3 separate regions of the Homo sapiens genome follow, and all the other regions are linked to region 3. The links are chromatin loops, found by intact Hi-C in ENCODE. Cell type or tissue: CD14-positive monocyte. All regions are shown on one strand. Each heading gives the region's core, and the rest is flanking DNA. Links, peaks and the distances in the headings are about the cores only. Region 1 overlaps LINC02940 (long intergenic non-protein coding RNA 2940). Region 2 has its middle 27 kb from the start of ETS2. Region 3 has its middle 10 kb from the start of LINC02943.

Evidence for each region. Hi-C counts contacts between places; a loop is a spot of excess contacts. Peaks named below come from ENCODE experiments on the same cell type or tissue, not always from the same donor. Only the 100,000 strongest peaks of a DNase experiment are listed, where the experiment ranks them.
Region 1: it touches region 3 in a loop (3-fold over the local background); 10 of 110 quality-filtered maps call a loop at or near these places.
Region 2: it touches region 3 in a loop (2.4-fold over the local background); 4 of 110 quality-filtered maps call a loop at or near these places.

The regions. Positions count from the first base shown.
Region 1 is chr21:39,011,607-39,018,140 of GRCh38, reverse strand. It overlaps LINC02940 (long intergenic non-protein coding RNA 2940), which reads left to right. Exons shown (of 7, transcript XR_007067867.1): 2 at 360-6,534. Among named protein-coding and RNA genes, the nearest start is that of LINC02940, 4.4 kb to the left of the region's middle. RefSeq lists an enhancer at 881-950. In CD14-positive monocyte, for the core only: no CTCF peak of the experiment used is centred there; DNase peaks (open chromatin) are centred at 1,010, 1,980 and 3,250; H3K4me3 peaks cover 1,529 bases; H3K27ac peaks cover 1,457 bases.
Region 2 is chr21:38,829,248-38,835,781 of GRCh38, reverse strand. No RefSeq gene overlaps it. Among named protein-coding and RNA genes, the nearest start is that of ETS2, 27 kb to the right of the region's middle. RefSeq lists enhancers at 4,063-4,252, 3,242-4,441. In CD14-positive monocyte, for the core only: no CTCF peak of the experiment used is centred there; DNase peaks (open chromatin) are centred at 4,001 and 4,891; H3K4me3 peaks cover 1,358 bases; H3K27ac peaks cover 2,365 bases.
Region 3 is chr21:39,091,598-39,098,131 of GRCh38, reverse strand. No RefSeq gene overlaps it. Among named protein-coding and RNA genes, the nearest start is that of LINC02943, 10 kb to the right of the region's middle. In CD14-positive monocyte, for the core only: no CTCF peak of the experiment used is centred there; DNase peaks (open chromatin) are centred at 2,931 and 3,551; H3K4me3 peaks cover 3,163 bases; H3K27ac peaks cover 3,505 bases.

The DNA.
Region 1 (6,534 bases), core at 958-5,957, 80 kb after region 3:
CAGGAAAAAAGGGAGGGGAAGATGCAGGGCATCCCACATCATCCCACATCCTCCTTCTTGATCGAGATAAAATATTTGAACGCTTGACCGCATTGCACAGTTTTAACTGGTCTAAGTGCTTCTGCAGATTTTGAGCTGAATGATACAAGCACAGCGCTACTCAGATTTGAAATACTGAGATCTTTTCTATTTCTCACCTCTAGGCTTTGTGAATACATGCGAGCATGCCTTCATTTTACTAAAACATCTCAGATTGAGATGTTGAATGCACCATAGTTATTATTATTTATTTAATCTCTGGAGATGGTGGGCTAACAGAACACTCAAATCTTACAGGAGTTTCTCATCTCATTTTCTAGGTTGGATGCCTCAGCGTGCATTCCCAGGACTTTATGAGATGATCCACTGAAGGATTTCAGCAAGAACATTCTGGAGTGTCAACTGATACGTTTTTCAGTCTCAGCTTGCTCACTGTTTGAGTAGTGTCACATGTACATGCGTGTTATTAGAGGCGAATGCACGTTTTTGTTACTGAGAGAGTGGCCCTAGAGCAGATGCCAGCGAACTGCAGCCCACAGCCCGAATCTAGCCTGCCGCCTCTTTTCATGTGGCTCACAAGCTAGTCATAGTATTATATTTTAATAGTGTGGGAAAACATCAGAAGAAGAACAATATTTTGTGGAACATGAAAATTATATGTTTACATTTTAGCATCCATAAACGTGGTTTCATTAGAACACACTTCTATGGTTTGAATGTCCTCTCCAAAACTCATGTTGAAACTTAGTCTCTAACGTCACTATATTAAGAGATAGGGCCTTTAAGAAGTGATGGGGGCATGGGAACTCTGCCCTCATGAATGGATTAATCTATTCATGGATTAATGGATTAATGCATTAATGGATTGGTGGTTTATCATCGCAAGGAAACTGGCAGTTTTGTAAGAAGAGGAAGGGAGACAGTGGCAGGGAAACTGGCGGCTTTGTAGCAAGAGGAAGTGAGACTTGAGTCCTCTCACCACAGGTTGCCCTGCACCAACCACCACAGGACTCTGTAGAGAGTCCTGGCTAGCAAGAGGATCTTCACCAGATGTGGCCTCTTGACCTGAGACTTCTCAGCCTCCATAACTGTAAGAAATAAATTCCTTTTCTTTATAAATGACCCAGTTTTAGGCATTCTGTTTTAAGCAACAGAAAATTAACTAAGACAATGCTCATGCCCATTCACTACATATTATCCACGGCTGTTGCCTGCATTTTGATGGCAGAGTTGAGCAGTTGCAACAAAGACCAAATGGGCCAGTAAAAGCCGAAAATATTTACTATGTGGTTCTTACAGAAAACACTTGCCAACCCCTGCCCTAATCACTGGCTTCATTTCCTGGGACAATGTTTCTGTACTTATCCAACTTTGTGGATAGCATTTTTTTTTTTTTGAGATGGAGTCTCGCTCAGTCACCCAGGCTGGAGTGCAGTGGCACGATCTTGGCTCGCTGCAACCTCCACCTCCCAGGTTGAAGAAATTCTCTGCTCAGCCTCCCAAGTAGCTGGAATTACAGGCGCTCACCACCATGCCCTGCTAATTTTTGTATTTTTAGTAGAGACGGTGTTTCACCATCTTGGCCAGGCTGGTCTTGAACTCCTGACCTTGTGATTCACCCACCTTGGCCTCCCAAAGTGCTGGGATTACAGGCGTGAGCCACTGTGCCTTAATAAACTTTCTCAAATAACTTACATATATATCGAATGAGTAACCCCCCTCAGTAATTTTACCTGGGATTAGGGAAGAGGCATTAGAAGAAGGCCAGGGAAAACATCTTGAAGCCAGCAGACTGTGAAAAGTCAAGAAGCTGAACAAAGAGTTGATTTGGTGGGCTGTGAATGAGCTTGAGGGCAGGCCATGTGTGTCCTCCTTTAATCTGCTACTGTCTTTGTATGGATGTTGATACTGTAGTCAGCCAGTGGTTACAGAGTCACCTCAGCCTCATATTAGTGTCATGCTGCCTTGTACTATACTTACTGAGCACTTCCTTCCCCAGGAGCCCGCAGCTCTACGCTCAAATTTATTTCTCCCCTTAACATTCCTGGGAGAGGGGCTTTCCTTGGATACAATCTCTTGTGATCAATTCACTTTTTAGGTACATGAAATTTTAAAAAGAGACAAACCCTCATCAGAAATGGGAGAACCTTTCAGCAAAGCCCAGGTGGCTGTTCACAGGTATTTGCTGGTTGTTTTTTTTTTTTTTTTTTTTGAGACGGAGTCTCGCTCTTTTGCCCAGGCTGGAGTGCAATGGTGTGATCTTGGCTCACTGCAACCTCTGCCTCCCGGGTTCAAGTGATTCTCCTGCCTCAGCCTCCTGAGTAGCTGGGATTACAGGAGCAGGCCACCACACCTGGCTAATTTTTGTATTTTTAGTAGAGATGGGGTTTCACCATGTTGGTCGGGCTGGTCTCAAACTCCTGACCTCGTGATCTGCCTGCCTCTGCCTCGCAAAATGCTGGGATTACAGATGTGAGCCACCACACCCAGCCTATTTGCTGTTTGAATGTAGGTGAATGACTGGGTCCAGCCCCATTTATTGATTCCAAAGTTGACCCTTACTTGTCTGACTCTTATTTGATCAGCTACTCTGCTATTTTATATAGGAAGATTTAGATTCCAGGAACCCTGGTTATCTCAAAGTTTTGATGAGCACAACAGGCTTCTGCCATCAGGTAAGTGTTCATCTTACTTAACAAGATTTTTTTTTTTTTTTTGGTGGATGTCCAAAATAGAAGTTCTTGAGAACCCAGGTGAGAGGGTGCATGTGGGTTTAGGCAACTGGTCAGCCCCCCAAAATAAGATCCGGTAAAGGCATGACAGACAGAGGCTCTGGTGCAGGAAGTAGCTTATTCCAAATGTTAGGAGGAAACAAAGTAAGTGGCTGGATTGTGAATCCGTGTAATTTATCAGTGGATACTACAGTTGGATGATAAGTAGAAAACCTCAGAGAGCTGAATGAGAAAAGAAATGGTTCTGATGAGGAAGGCCTAACTCAGAGAAGATGGAAGATTTTATTCTGGGAGGAAGAATAGACTTAGTAACATGAATGGACTTCACCAGCTCAGAAGCCCTCTGGAGTTCTGAGTCAACTGCTTATTAATACAGTGTTACGTAATGACTTAAGGATGCACAACGTAAACTTTCCAGAAAAGCAAAAACCACAAAAGTGGGCAGAACCTTAATTTCTCCTTTGTTTGCTGATTCGTGGAGGCTCACATGATTTCTTTTAAGGCTGGTGCAGCCCCTCCACTGGCGTCCAAGAAACGGAAATCTCCCAATGTTAGTAATCCCGTCAGAAGTTTCGGTTTTCGTGGAAAACATGCCTGGTGGCCTACGTGGGGCCTCCAGGCCACACACCTCCACTCCATGAAGCTGTCTCTCTCAGGATGCACGGGTGACAATATGTTCAGATGGATGCTTTGAATCCAGGGCCCCAACCCCCAGCCTGCTGAGACACGACACCAATACTGTGATTGCCTGAAAAAGATAATTGGCTCATACTTCTCTCAATATTAAAAGTTTAAAAAATATGTGAAATGAAAATGCTAGAGAAATGAATTCAAAAAGTCCAAATCCAAAATAATCTAATCTGATTATTATTTTCAATTTTGAATATTAATTTATAGAAGTCTTAAAGCACTGCCAGTCATGGTGCTCACATGTTGTTTGCACATAGACCACCTCACAATGAATGAAATGATCGGCTCCTTCTTTCACTAGGGGCACAAAGTCACGACCTGGCTTGTCCCTGGGATTTGCCTGCTGTGTGTTCCCTCGTCTTCATGAGAGAGGTTCAGGCAGAGAATCCTGCCTGGATTCCCACGTCTGTACAGTGCCAGGCACCTGACAGTGGAGGGCTGTGATATGATTTGGCTGTGTCCCCACCCAAATCTTATCTTGAATTGTACTCCCATAATTCCCATGTGTTGTGGGAGGGACCCAGTGTGAGATAATTGAATCATGGGCGCAGTTTCCCCCTTACTGTTCTAGTGGCAGTGAATAAGTCTCATGCCATCTGATGGTTTTATAAGGGGAAACCAGGCCGGGCGCAGTGGCTCACGCCTGTAATCCCAGTACTTTGGGAGGCCAAGGTGGGTGGGTCACGAGGTAAGGAGATGGAGACCATCCTGGCTAACATGGTGAAACCCCGTCTCTACTAAAAAAAGAAAAGAAAAAAAAAATTAGCCGGGCATGTTGGCGAGCACCTGTAGTCCCAGCTACTCTGGTGGCTGAGGCAGGAGAATGGCGTGAACCCAGGAGGCAGAGTTTGCAGTGAGCCGAAATCGCATCACTGCACTCCAGCCTGGGCGATAGAGCGAGACTCTGTCTCAAAAAAAAAACCAAAAAACAAGAAAAAGGGGTGGTTCTCATTCTCTTTCTTGCCTGCCGCCATGTAAGATGTGACTTTTGCCTTCTGCTATGATGTGAGGCCACCCCAGCCACGTGGAACCGTGGGTCCATTAAACCTCTTTTCTTTATAAATTACCCAGTCTTGGGTATGTCTTTGTCAGCAGCATGAAAATGGACTAATACAGGCTGCACCCTGGTCCTGCCTTCTGCTGTGTTTCCCTGAGGCAGCAAAGCCTCCTATGAAACGTGTCTTCCTTTACTGTCTGCCTCACCTCCTCACTCCATTTATTCCGCGTTTCACTGCCACTTCTATGATGAGCCGCTGCTTTGGAAGGGTCCCCTAAATGGTCTGCTGATGGCTTGGCCTTCTGAGCCTCCCTCACTCCCTGTGCACTGGGGTAGGCCCCTTCTCCTGCAGACAGGCTCTCAGGCCACAGGGAATGGGTATGGAATGGCAGGTGTGGCCGGAAACATGGGGATGTGTGAGGAGTGTGTGCATGTGGGGTGTGTGAATGTGAGCATGTGTGTGTGCATGTGATGTGTGTGTGAATGTGAGAGTTTGAGAGAGTGCATGTGGGGTGTGTGAATGTGTGTGAGCGTTTGAGATTGTGCATGTGTGTGTGCATGTGATGTGCGTGTGAATGTGTGTGAGAATTTGAGAGTGCATGTGGTGTGTGCATGTGTGTGTGAATGTGTGTGAGAGTGTGCATGTGGTGTGTGTGAATGTGAGCATTTGAGTGTGCATGTGTGTGTGTGCATGTGGTACATGAATGAATGAGAATGTGTATGTGTGTATTGGGAAAGTGAGTGTGATTGTGTATGTGTGAGTGTATGTGAGCATATGTGAGTGCAAGTATATGTGCAGGTGTTCATGTATGTGTGTGTGTGTGCATGTGAATGCATATGTGTATGTTGGTGAACATCAGCCCGAGAGTGTGGACACCAGAGTGAGTGAGAGTGTGTATGAGTGAGTGCAGGCGTGAGTGTGAGCATGAGTGTGAGTGTGTGAGTGTGAGCATGAGTGTGAGTGTTAGCGTGAGTGTGAGCGTGTGAGCATGAATGTGAGTGTGTGTGCGTGAGTGTGTGTGTGAGGGGTGAGGTTGCAGTAGGTGTCTTACTCATCTAACTTTGTCGGTGGAACAGGCGCTCCCCTCCCATCTTGAGGTGCCCTGTGCGGTGAGCTCCGGGCTTCTGAGGACAAGAGTGTGGCAGAGGGCGCCACTTATGGCATGAGTGAAGTCTGCTGGTGGCTGCTGTAAGCTGTGTGTCACGTTGCCTTACAGGCACATTCTATAAAGGAAATTGGTTTGCTTTTCCTTAAATGAGACTAGGGAAGCTAGGGGTAGGGTGACAGGTAGCTGGAGATGAGGATTTTCTCACTCGCTCCTCGAATTGTACTGTTGGGTGAATGGGCAGGTGCATGAGGGGTCAGTGGTAGGTGCACTGGGTGCAGAGCCCCACTGCACAGGGTCCCTCTGACCCACCTGGGCCAGTCCCATGCCAGCCCCTTCCCAGGTGCTTTTACCTCCAGCATCTTCCGATCTGCTCAAACTTCCAGCAGTGGGGTCTTTGGGGGTCCTCAGGGCTCTGTCCTGGATGTGCCTTGAACTCCAGCCTGTTTCCTTTAGGGCCTCCACAGCCTCCCGGGGCCCCAATAACCTCCATATGCCTGTACTGCCCTGGCTGTACCCCTGCTCGTTCTTCTTGTCTGAGCTCCACACCTGTGTGTGTGTCTGCACATCCTGCACCCACCTCCCCACACTGCTTCTCAGAACCTGCATAACTCCCTGCCATGAATAATTCTATGTGGCAACTTGACTGGGGCATGGGGTGCCCAGATACTTGGCCTAACCTGATTCCGGGCATTTCTGTGAGGCTGTTTTTGGATGAGTTTATCACTTAAGGTGATGAGTGCGCAAAGTAGATTGTCCTCCCCAGTGTCGGGGGGCCTCATGAGATCAGCTGAGGGTCCCGAGCTGAGTAGAACACGGCTGGCCCTCCCCCAGGTAAGAGAGAATTCCTCCTGCCTGCCGGCCTTCGAGCTAGCTCATGGGCTTTTTCCTGCCTTTGGACTAGGACTGAAACACCAGCTTTTCCTGGGTCTTGAGCCTGCAGCTTTTGGACTGGAACCTACACTCTGGG
Region 2 (6,534 bases), core at 1,020-6,019, 260 kb after region 3:
CTTCTGACTTACAGTTGGGAGGGCTGGGGCTGGGGGAGGCGGTCTTCATTTTCTGCTTTTCTCTTTAGCTCTGTTTTCTAGGTCTCGTCACCGTGGTCTCTAGGGAAATCTCGCAACTACATGGTGTCCAGCAGGTTTTCAGCCATAGATTTTAATTGGCTCATGGTATCTTTCATGACCTTTTTTATTTGTGCATTCAAAAGTTCCAGCTTTTCTTTCGCCTCCTTTTTCTGTACTCTTTGCTTCCATCTTGTAATTTCTTGGTTGAGCACTTCTGGACTTTCTGCAAAATGAGTGTTTTCATTCAAACCACCTGTTATTTTCTTCTGAAGTTTTTCTTCATCCTCCTTTGATCCTTTTAAGATGTGTCCTACATCAGTCACTTGAGAACATTTAGTAGGCTTGTTTTTTCCATGCTTTTCCCAGAAAGCCTCCTATGTCCTGCAGGGAAGACCTGTATTAATGGTTGACAAGCAGAGGGATTATAATGTTCAAGGTCTGGCCTCCATCAGGGGTGACTTGAAGGCTTCCTGGGCCTGTGCCTTGACTTCCATCCTTCTACACGTTCTGGCTGCCTTCTACATGGACCTCTTGATGGAAACAGTGTTTGGCTCAGTTCTTTTCGTGTGTCATAAAGTGTGTCATCTCTTGATGATTAAGATCACCACAGCAGCACAAACCAGGACCTCCCCAGGATGCCCAGGGACCCCCAGGTCTTCTCTCAAGCCATCACCAGCAGGGCAGCCCCCACCAGCCCCAGAGTGGCTGGAGAGACATTTGGGGACCAGCAGCCCCTCCGTGGCTCTGCCACTGCTTGCCAGTGGCCTAAGGGCCACAATGAACCATTCAGAACCCTGCAGAGTGTTCTGTCTCTAATGCAAACAAGCGCCTGGCAACCAGGACAATCAGCTGGGCTGCGGGAGGGGAGGCAGCCAGGTTCTACAAACAGTGTCCCTGACTTTGCTCTGCTCACTGCACAAATAATAATATACTAATGAAAAAAAAAAATGAAAGAGAACACAAACAAATGGAAAGACATCCCATGCTCATGGATTGAAAGAATTAATATAATCAAAATGACCATACTGCCCAAAGCAATCTACAGATTCAATGAAATCCCTATCAAAATACCAACATCATTTTTTCCCACAGAAATAGAAAAAACAGTATAAAAGAGTCTGAAAGGCCAAAGCAATTCTGAGAAAAAAGAAAAAGGCATTACACTATCTGACTTTAAAATATACTACAAGGCTATTGGTAACCCAAATAGCATGGTATTGGCATAAAAATAGACACATAGTCCAATGGAATAGACAAACCAAAAATAAATCCACATACTTGCAGTCAATTGATTTTCCATAAAAGAATGAAGAGCATGCAATGGGAAAAAGACACCCTCTTCAATAAATGATGCTGGGAAAATTAGATACTCACACATAGATGCATGAAACTGAACCTTTATCTCTTACCATGTACACAAATCAACCCAAGGTGAATTAAAAACTTGAGCATAAGACCTGAAAACATAAACTGGTAGAAGAAAACATAGCAAAAACACTTCAGGACATTGCGCTAGGCGAACAATTTATGGCTAAGACCTCAAAAACACAGGCAACAAAAACAGAAATAGAGAAATGAGACTATATTAAACTAAAATGCTTCTGCACAGCAAAGGAAACAATCTACAAAGGGAAGAGATGCCCTTTTGGATGGGAGAAAATATCTGCAAACTATTCATTTGGACAAGGAACTAATATCCAGAATATACAAAAACCTCAACAAAGTCAACAGTCAAAACAACAACAAATAATAATAATCCCATTAAAAAGTGGTCAAAACATGAATACACACTTATCAAAAGAAGACATATGACATACACACATATCAAAAGACGGGGACACACGGTTGATGGAAGTAAAAATCAGTGCAGCCACTACGAAAAACAGGATGAAGATTTCTCAAAGAAGTAAAAATAGAACTACCATGTAACTTATTTAGTGTTGAGGTGTATATGGGCTGTATTGTGTGCCCTCAAATTGATATGTTGAAGTCCTAACCCCCAGAACCTCAAAATGACACTGTCTTTGGAGGTAGGTTACTTACAGAGGTAATTGAGTTAAAATGAAATAATTAGATCTGGCCCTAATACAATATGACTGGTATCCTTATAAAAAGGGGGAATTTGGACACAGAGAGGGGCAAGGAGGGAAAGTGACATGAAGAGACACAGGGAGAAGATGATCATCTACCAGCCAATGGGAGAGAGGGCTGGAGCCAGCTCTTTCCTCACTGCACTTAAAAGGAACCAACCTTATAGACACCATGATCTTGGATTTCTAGCCTCCAGAACTGTGAAAGGATACATTTCTGTTGCTTTAAACCACCCACTTTGTGACACTTTGTTATAGTAGGTAGTCCTGGGGCATTGATACAGGAGACAGGGCATGGGAGGTGATGACCACCAGGAGGAGCAGAGACAGAAAAGGTGAAGCAAGCAAAAGGAGTGGGGTGTGTGTGTGTGTGTGCATGCGTGCACATATGCACATGTGTGTTAGTGTATAAGTGTGCGTGTGTGTGTGCATGTGAATACCTGTGTGCACACACGCACATGTGTGTATACATATGTATGTCTATGTGTGTCTCTGGAAGTGTGACTGCACACATGTATGTGCAAGTGGGTTGTGTGTGTGCATGTGTGTTCTTGGGATCCTGAACTGTCTTAATCCCAACTGAAGGGCTGATTTACAGAGACACTTAAGCACATGTGACCCCGGCCCCCATCACAGTGTTGGGTAGGGTGATGCCCTGTGGCCTCTTGTTGTGATACAATTGCTGACATGCAGCGATCAGGAGCAACTGGTTATTTTGGCTCCACCCACAGACATAGTTGAAGTGCTGGGCTCCACACTTCTCACTTTAGGGAGACTCCTATACCATTGCCTCTTTCCTCCAGGGCTCCTTCACTAGGAAGTGGCTTCCAGAAAGCGTGGGCAGCCTGGCTTCCAGTGATCTGCAGATTCCCAGAGGCTGATATTGAACCATGGTTGGGATTTGCTCTGGGGTCCATACATAGCTTGAGAAAACAGAAGCCCCAAGGTATGCAAATTTGACCCAAAATACAAGTCTGATTCCTGAGGACCTGAGAATTAGAAATGAGATGCTAATTCCTTAGGATGAGCTTCATCCAGAGGGTGGGAAGGCGTGGAGCACCTGCAGCACTATTGACAACTACTAGGGTCAACAGGAAGCCAAAGGAGGGTACCCTGTGAGGGAACATCCGGCCACTCAGCTGAGCTCCAGCCCTCTGAGCCCTCCCCTATTCCCAAGCCACAGTCTGCATCTCAGGCACAAGGAATCAGGGACCACGGATGAGTCAGGATAAGCCTCTCCAATTTCTTTTTAGGGGGTTCACCTCTCCGAGCTTCAGTTTCCACATCTGTAAAATGGGCATAATAAAACCAATCTCCCAGGGTCACAGGGAGGTGTAAGTGAGATGACAGATGAAAGTGAGCTTTGAAAATGGCGCCATATTTCCCAATTAACTAATTACATGCTTACACTGCAATGAAAAATAACCTCTTCCAGAACCAAATTGGGTGGAGTTTACCAGCAAATCATAAAAGTGTTTCTCATCAGAGCTTTACAGGCTACAGCAGACAGGCAATCTTTTTTGCTTAAGAGCTCATTTTTTTGTTTACTTATCTTCGTTTGCTCCCACCTCCACTTTCTTTCCTCCAACCAACCCACCTTCCTCCGGGCCACAGTCTTTGCTGGATCTGTGCTTCTGACCTTATGCCACTCAAACATACATGTGTGCTGAGCCCCAGGTCTATGTCTGGACAGTATGAAGCCATAGACACAGAAACAGCTAGCAAGAGTCAGATGTGGTAATCCCAGGCAGTTTTGCCATCTGAACATGACTTTGAGAAATGGGGAGGGGGCAGTTACTCATAGTACATGGAACAGAGGTCATGTCCATTCCAGTTGCCAAGATGTCATCACCTCAGCTATGACCAAAAATGGTCTTTCCCCTAATGTTAAATTTCAAGCAGAAGTCACATGTCCAGACTCCGCCCAGGAGTTACAAAAGAGTTGCACAATAAGGGGTTTCCCCCTGCACTGCTTCAAGACTCACCCTTCTGTTTTGCTGTTACAGAAAAGACAGATTAATATCTGGCCCAGATTATGAGATTCTTGCATCTGTTCGAACTCAGCTAGCTGCCAGCAGCTGCTGTAAATGAGGGCTGTGTGTTCTTTGGGTAGGAGGTTCCTGATAATTTAAAATTCAAATCAAGGGCTGTGGCCTCTGGTTTGTGGAAGGAGGAACTAGAAACTTGAAGGAGCCCTAGGTAGCATCTGGGGCAGCATTTATAATGACTTCAACCAAACATGACAGGGTTATTTTGGCCAGAGGACAACACCAGAAAACAGAAGACCAGGGTTTGAGTCTTGGTTCAGTTAAGTACTTGTTTCATCACTGAACTCTGCCCCTGGATTTCTTCTGATGAAAATGGAGACATGATTGTCTGGGATCCATATTTTCTTTGCAGATCCCCTGGCTCAAACACACCTTCCTTGGCGTGCTCTGTTCAAATAGCACCCCCATCCCAGGTTACTGACTTTACACAATCTTATACCCCCAATAGATCAATCCCCCCAACAGCCACAAATGACCTGGCTTTATGGAGGGGAAACTGAGGCAGAGAGTGATTAAATTGCATACCCAAGGTCACAAATAGTGCCTGACAGACCCAGTGACAGTGATAATCCAAGGTCCATCTCCAAATCACAACAAATCCTCCTGTTAACTTGCTTGATATTTCAGGAGAGGTGATGGGGCAGCTTGCTCCCTCTACCTCTTGCCACAGTTCCTGCTCCACTTCCTCTGGCCCTCAAGCCCTGTGCTCCCGCCCAGCAGCCCCATTAAAGCCTGAATCATTCCCAGTGACAAGTGTCCACCATGTGGAGTTCTGGAGCCCTATCAGGAAAGAAAGCTGGTAGGGTGTTATTTCTGAGGGCTCTGTTCTGTTCCATTGATCTATATCTCTGTTTTGGTACCAGTATCATGCTGTTTTGGTTACTGTAGCCTTGTAGTGTAGTTTGAAGTCAGGTAGTGTGATGCCTCCAGCTTTGTTCTTTTGGCTTAGGATTGACTTGGTGATGCGGGCTCTTTTTTGGTTCCATATGAACTTTAAAGTAGTTTTTTCCAATTCTGTGAAGAAAGGCATTGGTAGCTTGATGGGGATGGCATTGAATCTGTAAATTACCTTGGGCAGTATGGCCATTTTCACGATATTGATTCTTCCTACCCATGAGCATGGAATGTTCTTCCATTTGTTTGTATCCTCTTTTATTTCCTTGAGCAGCGGTTTGTAGTTCTCCTTGAAGAGGTCCTTCACATCCCTTATAAGTTGGATTCCTAGGTATTTTATTCTCTTTGAAGCAATTGTGAATGGGAGTTCACTCATGATTTGGCTCTCTGTTTGTCTGTTGTTGGTGTATAGGAATGCTTGTGATTTTTGCACATTGATTTTGTATCCTGAGACTTTGCTGAAGTTGCTTCTCAGCTTAAGGAGATTTTGGGCTGAGACAATGGGGTTTTCTGGATATACAGTCATGTCATCTGCAAACAGGGACAATTTGACTTCCTCTTTTCCTAATTGAATACCCTTTATTTCCTTCTCCTGCCTAATTGCCCTGGCCAGAACTTCCAACACTATGTTGAATAGGAGTGGTGAGAGAGGGCATCCCTGTCTTGTGCCAGTTTTCAAAGGGAATGCTTCCAGTTTTTGCCCATTCAGTATGATATTAGCTGTGGGTTTGTCATAGATAGCTCTTATTATTTTGAAATATGTTCCATCGATACCTAATTTATTGAGAGTTTTTAGCATGAAGGGTTGTTGAATTTTGTCAAAGGCCTTTTCTGCATCTATTGAGATAATCATGTGGTTTTTGTCTTTGGCTCTGTTTATATGCTGGATTACATTTATTGATTTGCGTATATTGAACCAGCCTTGCATCCCAGGGATGAAGCCCACTTGATCATGGTGGATAAGGTTTTTGATGTGCTGCTGGATTTGGTTTGCCAGTATTTTACTGAGGATTTTTGCATCAATGTTCATCAAGGATATTGGTCTAAAATTCTCTTTTTTACGGCTACCTGATCTTTGACAAACCTGAGAAAAACAAGCAATGGGGAAAGGATTCCCTATTTAATAAATAGTGCTGGGAAAACTGGCTAGCCATATGTAGAAAGCTGAAACTGGATCCCTTCCTTACACCTTATACAAAAATCAATTCAAGATGGATTAGACTTAAACGTTAGACCTAAAACCATAAAAACCCTAGAAGAAAACCTAGGCATTACCATTCAGGACATAGGCATGGGCAAGGACTTCATGTCTAAAACACCAAAAGCAATGGCAACAGAAGACAAAATTGACAAATGGGATCTAATTAAACTAAAGAGCTTCTGCACAGCAAAAGAAACTACCATCAGAGTGAACAGGCAACCTACAGAATGGGAGAAAATTT
Region 3 (6,534 bases), core at 620-5,619:
TGCAGGAGCGCTCGTTAACGGGAAGGGCTCTGCAAGGGAGGGCACCAAGGGTAGAAAGCAGGTTTTATTGGTTTCGTTTTTCAATGAAGGTGATTCCTTCGTGGACACTTTGAAATGCTGACAGTGACCTGCAGGCTGTGGTTGGAGAAATCACACAGCAATCTCTGTGTTGTGAGGCCTCCTTACTCTGCAGAAGAAGAGCATCATCGGAGGGGGCTGTCTTTGTGGAGGGGCTGACTTTGCTTTGGAACAAGTGTCTAATGGTGGCCGTTGCGATGTGTGTCGTGTGTGGACTGGGGACCACCACCGCCACCAGGGGACATAGCTTCCTGCCCTCAAAGGCATGCAGCCCATAGGCAGGACCAGGCCACTGTTGCCAGGGAGGAAAGCGCCCTGTCACGTTCACTGCTTATGGTGTGAGCCTTCTAAGTCTTGCATAGTTCCCCTCAACGTTTACTTCCACTTCATTGCCCGACTGTGTTTCTCACTTCCCTGATATCTTGTTAAGGCCAAAGGAAAAGGAACAAATTGTTTTTTTGCCAAAGGTCATCTTCTGAAAAAGCACATGTGGCTTTCAAAGGCAGCAGGAGCTCTGGCCTCAATGGAGGAATAAACTGATCTGATGAACTTTGAGTTGAAAGATACAGGCAGAGGAAACAGATTCTAGAGAGGCCTTGGGAAGTGGGACAGGCCTGGGCGTCGGGGAGGCAGCACAGAGGCGACGGGAGGGAGGCAGTCAGCAGGAAGGCCCTACGCAGGCCCAGGGCAGGGAGGCCGTGGGGAGGAAGAGGCTGAAGTTAGGAAGTGGGAGAAAGGACCCACCTTGGCAGACTTCAGTTATCTTGGTGTTTGACACGATGGCATCAGTGCCCCCTTTTCTAACTGCTGCAGGGAGGGGATGAACTGATCTATGACAGTGGGTCCCTGTTCTGCTTGGAGCATGACATCCTCAGGCCAATACTTATCCTGACTTTTAAGCAATTCTTTTTCACAGTCCAGGGCCTCCACGGGGAAGGTGGGTGCAGCCCATGGCTTGTAAACAGGCTCGGAGGGCACGGGCTCCCAGCACCACCTGGGACTTACCCTGGGTGGGACTCACCCCCTTGGCCTTGCACGTGCAGCCTGAGGTCTGCCCACGGGCTCCTGTGCACCCTCTCCCACTCCCTCCTCCATGGTTTCTGTGCTGCAGCTATGGGCCCTGGGGCTTTCTGGACACACCCGTCTCTCCGCTGCCCCCTCCAGGTGGAACGCCTGTTACCTGGAGGGATGAGTGGCTTTTGTGGTGGGATTCTCTTCCAGATTTTCAAGAATCTGAAAACAAAAGTTCACTTTCAAAGAACAGTAGGTGAAGGCTGTGTCAAAAAAGAAGTATCTGGGAGCTTCAGCTGTCACATCAGAAGCAGTAGGTGACCCGTACCCTGGCTGGTGAGACCTGGGTGAGCTTTGCTGCTGGTTGGACCTCTCTGGACCCCCTGGCATGGTCTCTGCTTGCCAGAAGCCTGGAGAGGAGCCCAAAGACTTCAAGTCAGCCGCTGTCTCCTCACCTTGTGGGCCACACACCCCTCAAGTTTCTTCCTCTGGGGGAAGGGATGAAAAGGCCTGTTTATAAACATTAATTGAACTGTTTGCCTATTTCCATTGACTGAATCATACTTTCCTTGGCTGATATTAGCTCATGGTGTTTATCTGGGCTTCAAATCCTTTGCAATTTAATATTATTCAATGTCACAATTTCTCTGTGGGCACTTTTCACCGTGTGTCTCTTGAACCTCTCATTTTATCCACTGTCCTTCCCTGGTGGGTGGTTCTGTGCATTAAATTACCTCCCCTCTGAAGTTTGTGCCATAATTTGAGGGGACACATTTTTGTTGGCGGTCTCTGCATAGAGTAAGATTTTGAGGGCTCTTGACAAGCTCCAAGGGATTCGAATGTGGTTCTACTGCTTGGAAAAGACAGTGACTTCTCTGGCAACCAAGGTCTGCGGTTACCTCTTTGCAGTTGGCTCAAACCTCAACACCTTCAGATCTGGCCAATGAAAGCTTTCAGGGTGGCTTTTCCAGGAGAGCAGGTCCCCTCCGATTGCATACTGTCCCATCTGATGTGTGCTTTTGGCTCTCGTGCAGTGACCGGGCCTTGGGAAGCATCTGCTTTTGGGTGGGCCTCCTCCAGCCTTTTCCCGGGCCAAGGTTAGTCCTCAGCATGGGCACAACCAATGGTTAGAGTCCTGCCCTGGGCCAGAAAGCACGGTCAGTGCTTTATATGCATTTATCTCCTTAATCTCAGCAGCCCAGATGAGAAAACAGAGGAAACACTCAGGAAGGGGTGGGTCTGCCTGGCTCCCAGGCCTTCCTTCACCCTTCACCTCTTTGCTAGCCCACTGCTGCCCCTCACTCTGCCTGTTACTGCATCGCACAAGATATCCCCGCATCCTGAATTCATATGCTATTGGTTTTTAAAGAGAAGGACAGCAAGGAAAATAGCAGTGGAAAATCGCCTGCCAGAGAAGCTCTGGTGGTCAAAGTAGAAAGTTCCCAGCTTTTGGATTGAAAAGAAGAACCAGGGGACATGGGAATAGTCAACATGAAACGTGCCTCGTCCAACAGAGAGCAAGGGTTTTGGGAAAATGTCCAAATGTGACAGATTTTAAAATGCAGTTACTTTAAGCTCATAAAGACTCAGTGAGGAGGGATTAGAGCTTGGCGTCATTCTTGAAAAAGAAGGTAACTGACACCAGGAGGCTCATTTGTGGTTCTGGGTGAGATTGTGATCTACTCCCTCGTAGGCTGTGTGGTCATGGAGTGTGGAATTCCATCAACCAAAGCTCTCCGGGAAATTACTGTCTTATCTGCACCCACACTGTCATTGTGTACACGGCCCTTGCACTGCTTCTGTTTGCATATCTAGGCCTGGGAAGAATTCTATGTCATCATTTGCATCTGATGACTTGCATTTTTTTTTTTTTTTTTTGCTAAATATGTTCTTGCTGATCTATTTTTGAATCATGTTGAGATGTTGTAAACTACTACATCAGATGTGGTCCTCTTCATAGGGAGGATCCATCATTCACACCCAAAGCCTTCAGAAAGTTCGAAGTCCTACCGGGGGCAGAGAAAGCATAGGACTATGATGGTGGCACTGACCTCTTGTCAGTCGGCTGCGTTCTAGGCTGATGGGGACTTGGATGCCCTCCTCCTGCCATTGACTAGTGACTTTCTGTTCTTCAGCTTTCCATGTCCTTAGGATAAGCCTTGGGATTTCTTCCAGGTGACAAAGCCCCCAAGCGACCTCTTCCCTGTCTCTGTTATGTGCTGCCCGGCTCATGGGCATGTCTTTAGAGACTGGCTCTCATTCTGGGGACAAGCTGGACAATAATGCGGGAGCAACAATGACAGGCCATGGCTTCCCAAATCTCATAGCAGGTACATGTCATCACCTAATGGAGCCAGCCTCTTATTCTTCACTTTTCATGTACTCATACTTGAACTGACGCACTTCTAATACCAGGAAAAAAGGAACTCATGTTCCTTGGGAACCCCAAAGAGGAAGTGAAACAAATGAACAAAACAATTCCATTAAAGAAAAGAACAGACACTGCTTTGAGAAATGACTTGCACCCACAGTTAGCCAGCCTTCTAAAATGAGAACAGCACTCCGCCGGAACCTGGGAGAAGTACTTTTTAAGAATAAAAAGGGGAAATAAGGAGTTATCTGGGTTCCTTGGGGGTAGGGTTTGCCTTGTTCTTTGGGTTTGAACATGACTCCCCAACAAACAGATTCACGAGCTGTGGCCCACGGTTGGAGGGCCCACTCGCCAACGGCCTGTAAAGAGAAGCTGAGAAAAGTTAGCTTATGAGTGGTGTGCCTTGTACGGGACTCAGATGAGATCGTGGCTTTGCTTATTCAGTTTAAACTAAGGCAGGTAACCTGCCATTTTTATTACTCTTGGCTCCTTCCAAAATGGTTTTGTCCTTTCCACTGGCCTCCTCCCCAGGACAGGGCCCCTCCCAGCTAGGGAAACGGGGCTTCCTAAATGGATGTTGGCCACTTTCTACACCTGGGCTATGCCGTGTGGGGAATGAGGAGCAGTATCCCTTCCCTCTCTCTATATGGGCAGCTTCTTCTTCCCCTGATGGGTCCTGAGGCTTTTCTTGGGGTTGTAGGGAAAGGGGGCTGATTCATTTGATAGCAGGTGTGGGGTGAAGGCAGCAGGCCATACCTGCTGTGCAGCCCCAACTCACCGAGGGTCCGTTCTCCCTCAGCTGGAGTTGGCTGCAGAGGATGCACACGGTGGAAAACTTTGCAAAAGACACCGACTGCACGGAGCCACTGTCCAGTCACCGTCATCCCATAGTGACTGTTTTACAGAAGATGTGGCTGAAGATGTGTCTCTGCAGTCTCCCCCAGGCCTGTGTGTGCGTTCAGCCAGGCCCGTGGAGGAAACGCGAGGCAGCCAGGAGGATGCGAAGGCTGGGAGAGGAGATGAGGACGCGCAGCCCGGCCTCTCGCTCTGCTCCTGGATGAGCCGTTCTTAACTATGGACAAATTCAAGAGTCCTTGTGCCTGGACGGGAACAAACTGCATCTTCCTTTTCACTGACCTCTAATGCGTAACGGAATTTAGCATCTCCTTCCACTGTGGGGCGAGCATCAGACAGCAGTGGCAGCAGCTCCTGCCACGTGGTCACGACAGAAACCCCAGATACCTGCACACAGTGTTACAGCTATCCAGAGATACTGCTATGCTCATCACTGCTTCCAAGTGCCCAGTTCACTAGACTTGCTGCTAGCTCTTGCTGTTTAATATGTGAAAGTAGCCCATCTATTCTTATAACAGAAGCATAAACACTGTTTGATAATTCTGTATGTTTTAGTATCACTGGCTTCCTTTGGAACTCTCCCCACCTCATGCTTTATTTAATGCATTTAAAAACATTCTTCTGAGAAGGAGTTCATGGCTTGCCACACAGACACAGAAGATTAGGAGATTTTTTTGGGGGGGGAAGGGAGTCTTGCGCTGTCAACCAGGCTGGAGTGCAGTGGCGCAATCTCAGCTCACTCCAACCTCCACCTCCTGGGTTCAAGCGGTTCTCCTGACTCAGTCTCCCAGGTTCAAGCGATTCTCCTGCCTCAGCCTCCTGACTAGCTGGGATTACAGGCACCCATCACCACGCCTGGCTAATTTTTGTATTTTAGTGGAGACGGGGTTTCATCATGTTGGTCAGGCTGGTCTTGAACTCCCGACCTCATGATCCACCCGCCTCGGCCTCCCAAAGTGCTGGGATTACAGTGGGATTACAGGCGTAAGCCACCGTGCTGGTCTTTTTTGCTTTTTTTTTTTTTTTTTTAAACATTTTATATTTTATTTTTTTAGAGATGGGATCTCACTGTTACCCAGGCTGGAGTGCAGTGGCACGATCATAGCTCACCGCAGCTTTGAACTGCTGGGCTCAAATGATCCTCCTGCCTCAGCCTCCTGAGTAGTGGGGACTACAGGTGCTTGCCACCATGTCCAGCTAATTTTTTGCTGTCGTTTTGTAGAAATGGGGTCTTGCTATGTTGCCCAGGTGCATCTCAAACTCCTGGCCTCAAGAGATCCTCCTGCCTTAGCCTCTCAAATAACTGGGATTATAGCCATGAGCCACTACACCTTGCTTAGCTTTATTTAAATAAAGTTATTTTGTTTTGAAAGTACTATGGTTTGCTCATCATAGGAGATACAGATCAATTAAAAGGTAAAACACGCACATTACTCTCTGCACTCAAGTATACTGCTAAGGATTTGGGGTAGATCTTTCCTAACTTGAAGGGGCCTAGTATACATAGTGTTTGTCGCCATTTTATTATGAACATCTTCCCATGTTAAAGAGTTTCTGCTCTACTATTACTTCAAAATGACCTACTTTTCCTTTTCCTTTTTCTTTCTTTCTTTTTTTGTTTTTTTGTTGAGATGGAGTCTCACTCTGTCACCCAGGCCGGAGTGCAGTGGCGCAGTCTCGGCTCACTGCAAGCTCTGCCTCCTGGGTTCAAACGATTCTCCTACCTCAGCCTCCCGAGTGGCTGGGACTACAGGCACGTGCCACCACGCCCGGCTAATTTTTTGTATTTTTAGTAGAGACGGGGTTTCACCATGTTAGCCAGGATGGTCTCAATTTCCTGACCTCGTGATCCACCCGCCTCGGCCTCCCAAAGTGCTGGGATTACAGGCCTGAGCCACAGTGCACTGCCAAAATGACCTACTTTTTCAACACAGGGAGTTAGCTTGCGTCTCTAATGTATATGTTCAACCTCTTGTTGTTCATACAGTGATCTTACTAAGTGGTATTTATCTTGTGTTCACGAGTCAGTATTTATTGAGCCATGGAGAAGATTTGTCTTTTAATCTATAAATCAGGCTTGTGTTTCTTACTGGCAATACTAACTATGAGACATAGAAATTAAAAAATCAAAATTGAACCTTCAGAGTAATCAGAGTAATCAGGGTAGTTGCTCATTCATGAAATCACTCAACTGACACTTAGGAGCCAGCCAAATGCCA